Regions from separate parts of the Homo sapiens genome. Here region 2 is linked to region 1. Evidence: chromatin loops called from intact Hi-C (ENCODE). Cell type or tissue: heart right ventricle. All regions are shown on one strand.

The links. Peaks named below come from ENCODE experiments on the same cell type or tissue, not always from the same donor. Only the 100,000 strongest peaks of a DNase experiment are listed, where the experiment ranks them.
Region 2: a loop joins it to region 1, with 3 times the contacts of the local background. A loop is called at or near these places in 2 of 110 quality-filtered maps.

What each region holds. Positions count from the first base shown.
Region 1 is chr20:22,861,683-22,864,182 of GRCh38, reverse strand. No RefSeq gene overlaps it. Among named protein-coding and RNA genes, the nearest start is that of SSTR4, 170 kb to the left of the region's middle. In heart right ventricle, a CTCF peak has its summit at 1,351; DNase peaks (open chromatin) are centred at 1,174 and 2,012; H3K27ac peaks cover 2,500 bases.
Region 2 is chr20:22,923,103-22,925,602 of GRCh38, reverse strand. The region is part of intron 1 of LOC107985449 (a long non-coding RNA gene); the gene reads right to left. Among named protein-coding and RNA genes, the nearest start is that of SSTR4, 110 kb to the left of the region's middle. In heart right ventricle, no CTCF peak of the experiment used is centred here; a DNase peak (open chromatin) is centred at 1,379; H3K27ac peaks cover 2,299 bases.

The DNA of each region.
Region 1 (2,500 bases):
ACTTGAAGGAGAATGGCTCAATAACATCTCCAGAGCAGCTGTACATCCCAGTGGGTGGGGGGCAGTGGAGAGGTCATGGGGAGACAGTGGGTGGTCTTGCACAGAAAGTAACATGAAACTCTCAGTCCTGCCGACCACGAAATTCATTTGCAGCTCAGGGTCCAGCCAGTTTATGCTTCTTCACATCAAAACGTTTCAGACACAGCCAGGATCATGGAAAAATCATTGCAAAACTTGAGAGCCTTTAGTTTCAAGCAGCCAATTCCAGGAATATCCACAGGCAGCTGGCATTTTGCAGAGCATTAGGGGGAGCAAATCACTGGAGAAATTAGTTTACAAACTTTTTTTTTCAAAGTGAATGCAGAGCATAGTCATAGTCAGAGAATAAGGACTTTTTGCATACAATAATAATGTCCTTGAAAAAGCAATATAACAGCCCAATAAAGATCAAGGTGGGCTAAGAAATACATGGGGTTCCTACAAGAACAGAACAAAAATAAGTGAAAGACCAACTGAATAAGGATGGAAATTTCTGTGTCTAGGAAGAAATAAATGCTTTCCACAGAGCTCATTAGAGTCACCTTTTGCAGTTATTGAGCATATTTGTGTTTAAATTAATTGGATGGTGAAAAACACATGGCACATTTCCCTAATTCAGATAGCATAAGATGAAAGACAAAGAACCAACTCAATAACAGATTTTTTTTTCAAGAGAGGAGCATGACATAAAATGTAAACTCTGAGGGTAAGATGCATCTCAATTTCAGGAATATGAAGAATGTGAGGGTGGAAGGGAAGGGTGTGTGTTGGAATCAAAATGTGGGAATACAATAGTTTTCTTTCTGAAGTGCAAGTTTAATAATGCTCTAAAGTTTTATTATTTCACAGTATTTGCAGGTAAAGAAAATATGTAACTTGTTTTTTCCTCACCTGAGTATTATAGGAAGGATCCTAGTGTCAGGACTGGCCAAAAACAGGGCAGAGTCTCATTTTTTTCAAGGCCTATTCCTGTCTGGACTTTTGTCCATTAGAATGGGACAATAGCCATTTTCGTGTTTGGCATCTTCATGCAGGCGTCAGGAAGCTGAATTACAAAAAGGAGCTCAGAGCCAAAGAGACCTGAGAGCCTGCCCTGGCCACGGCAGCTCTTGAGGTCTTTGGTTTTCCAGGAAAAGACGTCGCGTGGGCCCGGGAGGCTGCGCTTCCAGGAAGGACCCTTATTATAAAGTTTAAAGGCAGGGGCTGCCGTTCCACATTCCTTAAGCTAAATTCACACTTGGGACCTTCAGCAGTGAATATGTATTTCCTTAGAAATCCCTGGGGTTATAATATTTATAGCCAGAGGTGGGGCTGTTCCATCTGGGAGGGTGTCTGATCCTTCAGCAGAGTTGAAAACCAATGTATACCCAGAGCGCATCCATCTTCATAACCACCCTGCAGGTTTGTACGAACAGGAAGAACAAAGGGCTTGACCAAATACTTATTGTGAATTTTCTGTGTGTTTAATGATCATCAGCTGTTGGTGAAAAAAATGAATAAATATTCAAAGCACTTTCAAGTTTTAATTATCTGTGTGAAGCCAAAGGAGTAAGGAAACCACAGTCCTTCAATTAAACACTCACAGGTAACCCAAACCTGTCACCTGTTCACTTTTCTGCCAAGATTTTTCTATACTGATTGCCTCAGGTGTGAGTGTGAATTGTGGAAAATGTCTAAAATGGAGCCATTAAGCACATCAGTACCAAGTGCATTTGTCTTAAAATACAATTTTGACACCTACTCTGTAAGTCCCAGAATTGGCCTTGAAGGTGAAAGGCGAACCAGACATTGTCCACCTTTGTCACCCTGATGTGCGCAGAGGCTGAGGGGACCTCACTCTTTCTTGCTGAGCTAGAAAAAAATGTGTGCGAGTCCAGGGGAGGGTGCCGTTTTTCCATCCTTTTCAGAAAGGATATTGATCATATCCTTTTCCTTCGTGTCATCACAGGGGCGGCTGCTCCAGGAAACCCGGCTCCTCCTTGATGAGGCTCAGGAACATGATTCCAGGGCAATGCACACCACATCCTGCCCCTCCCTGCGCATCCCTGAGGCTTCAGCGCCGCTCCCCTGGCTCCAGGCACATCTTGCCAGAAGCCCCTCTGTCCTGCAAATCAGCAAGACTTGCCTGGTCTTTTGATGGTTGAAAGGGTTTTTTTTTTTATTTTTTGCTCTGCAGAACATAAACATTCTGCCTCCAGTGTGTGTGCTGCTGAATCTGCTCCCCACATTACTGTAAGAAAAATTGTCCCCAAATTTACATCTGTGCATTAAATGACTCAGTGGTTACCCATTGCTGCTATATAACTTAATACTGACCTCGAGGGGTTGTTGTTGGAATAAAAGAGGCCTGTGTGAGTCGGTGTAGCTCATAGTCGGCACGCACTAGTGTGACATCACCCTCTTTGCTCCAGCTTCATGACCGGCCTTGCTGTGTTCTGACACCACAACTTTCAGTTGCTGA
Region 2 (2,500 bases), 61 kb before region 1:
AAAAAAAAAAAAACTAGTGAGCCCTGTCTCTGCGAGAAGGTTGTCATCTTTGGAAACTTTTGAGGTTGAGAACCAGACCCTGAGACATGGCAGGCTATCTGAGGACAGACCAGCATGTGAGACATTGTGGCTGTGAGCAGCTGGCTTTTCTCTGGTGACAGCCTTTGCCCTCCACCCCAGACCTAAATGTCAAGAGGAAGCAGAAGTTTGGGCAGATGATGGAACGTGGTGATGGAAGGCTGCTTTGATTGAGACTTATATAAACTTCACTGTTTCCTGGGAACGAACAGGGGGAAAAGAAAAAAAAAAAAAAACACTGACCAGTCTCACACTTCACTGAGGGGAAAAGAAGCAAATGGCAATAATACAAGTTAAGTAGACACAAAGGAAAAGGAGAGGGGAAGAGAGAGGGAGAGGGTGGAGTTCTATGTGATTCTTGAATGTGCTGGTGTTGGAACAGAGATGGGTGGGGATTCAAGTCCCTCTCCAGTACTCACTGTCAGTGAGGACAAGCAGCTGCCCTCACTGACCACAGACCCTGCATCCATAAAGTGGGGATAACAGAAGATGCTCCTCACCAGACTGTGCAGGAACAGAAGATGTGTCATGTACTTGGCACATGGCTGAATACAGAAAAATCTTTAAAAATTTGGGGGTAGAAATAGAGGGAAAGTTTTGAGAAAATTTTCACCACTTCAGAAACTGGGGAGAGCTAAGACCACAGACAGAAGACAGAACAGTGGAGGACATGGGATTCTTCTTCCGCCTTCTCTCCCAGGGGCAGTGAACGTGCCTATGTCTTGGAAATAGGAGGGGGGTCAAATTTCCTCTCTGTCCTGGGGGACTCTTTTGCAGACTTAGGCAAGTGATTTCATGACATCTCTGGCTCCCACTGCTTGCTGCTTTCCTGCTGGGGCCACAGGTAACTCAAGTTTCTGTGGTGGGCCTGTTGGGTTCTCCTTAGAGTCTGGGTTGCTGGAGCCATGAGCCTAAACTGTATCCTTCCTGGAGATCTCTGCTACCAGTTCATTGCTGAATCATCCTTGTGTTCATGATTCAACACCCTTCAAAGAGGTCATTTCTCCTCATACAGTTTTTGTTGCTGAATTTCCACCTGGACACGGTTTATTATCAACTCTTACCTACGCTCTTTTATCCTCCCTGCTTCCTACCTCCTGCTCCCTTTTATCCTCTTCTTCAACAAGTTTCTCTTTTTGACTATTCCTACTTGACAATTACTATGCAAAGCATTAATTATTAACATTTGACATGTTATACTGAACTGAAATCAGCACCCAAGCTGCCCCAGCCAGCCAACTTTTGGGAGTCAGCTACTCATGAAACAGCTCACTTGCCTGATGAGAGACTCACGGCAGCTGCAGTCTGGGAAGGAGGGCTTGGCACGGCAAGGGTGGGCTGGTAATGTGTTCCAGGGAAACCAGCTGTGTCTCAGACCCTGACCAGCTCCACCACAGAATTACTCCCACTTGTTCACATCAATTAGAAATACTGAATTTCTTAGTGGTGTCTGATATTTTATTTTTCTTCCAAGTCAACTTCCAAAGGATAAGGATACTATCTATTCTTTCTTTATTTACAAAAACTAACACTTAATGCACGGAAATTGAAAGAAAAACAAGAGCAAAAATCAAAAGGTCCCCAATTTCACACTCAAATGAAACTTGTTGGCCTGGTTTTTTTTTAAAAGTCGTACACATGCATAATCAGAGAATTCAGAAAGTATAGAAAAGTTCAGAGTAAAAAGTAAATCTTTTCTACTGGAATCTAGTTCTTCCCCTAAAATAATTATATTATACACACATACATGCTGTTTTCAGATTTATTTTCTTTGGTTAGATGATTATTCATTCACCTTCTGTCTATTTATGTAAGTATTTCAGGATACACATTTTCTGTGAGAGAGATTAGCAAAACTCCATCTGTTTTTATATGCCATGCTTCCAAGAGATTGAGTCTATCCATTTTCAACTTTATCACCTGAAATCAGAGCTTCATTCTGTACTATTTCTACTTTAAATTTATTCAGAATTTTTCTGTGGCCTAATAAGTGGACAAATTTTTTGTACACTGTTCTTTCTCTGTGGTTAGAGATACATACTGAGATCTGTCTCTTGGTTAAATTTTGTTATTATTTTTGATCCTCCACACCATATTCTCAAAGTGTGACCCCAGGCCCAGCAGCCCAGTAGCATTACAATGGCCTGGGAACTTCTCAGATGCAAATTCTCAAGTCCCCTTCTTCTCTACTACTGAGGCAGAAACTCCAGGGTGGGCCCAGTGATGGGTGCTTGAGCACATCTGAATTCGGAGACTGGGTCAAGTTTCAGAGCCACTGCTCTACCGCATTGATTAATTTGTGAATTTGTATCCACTTCATCAATCATGACATCATATAGATGACTTAGTATCTTACTACTTCTGTTTTTGGTTGATTTATTCTAGAAGTGCCTAGATCATATGTTTTATGGGTTTTTGTTTC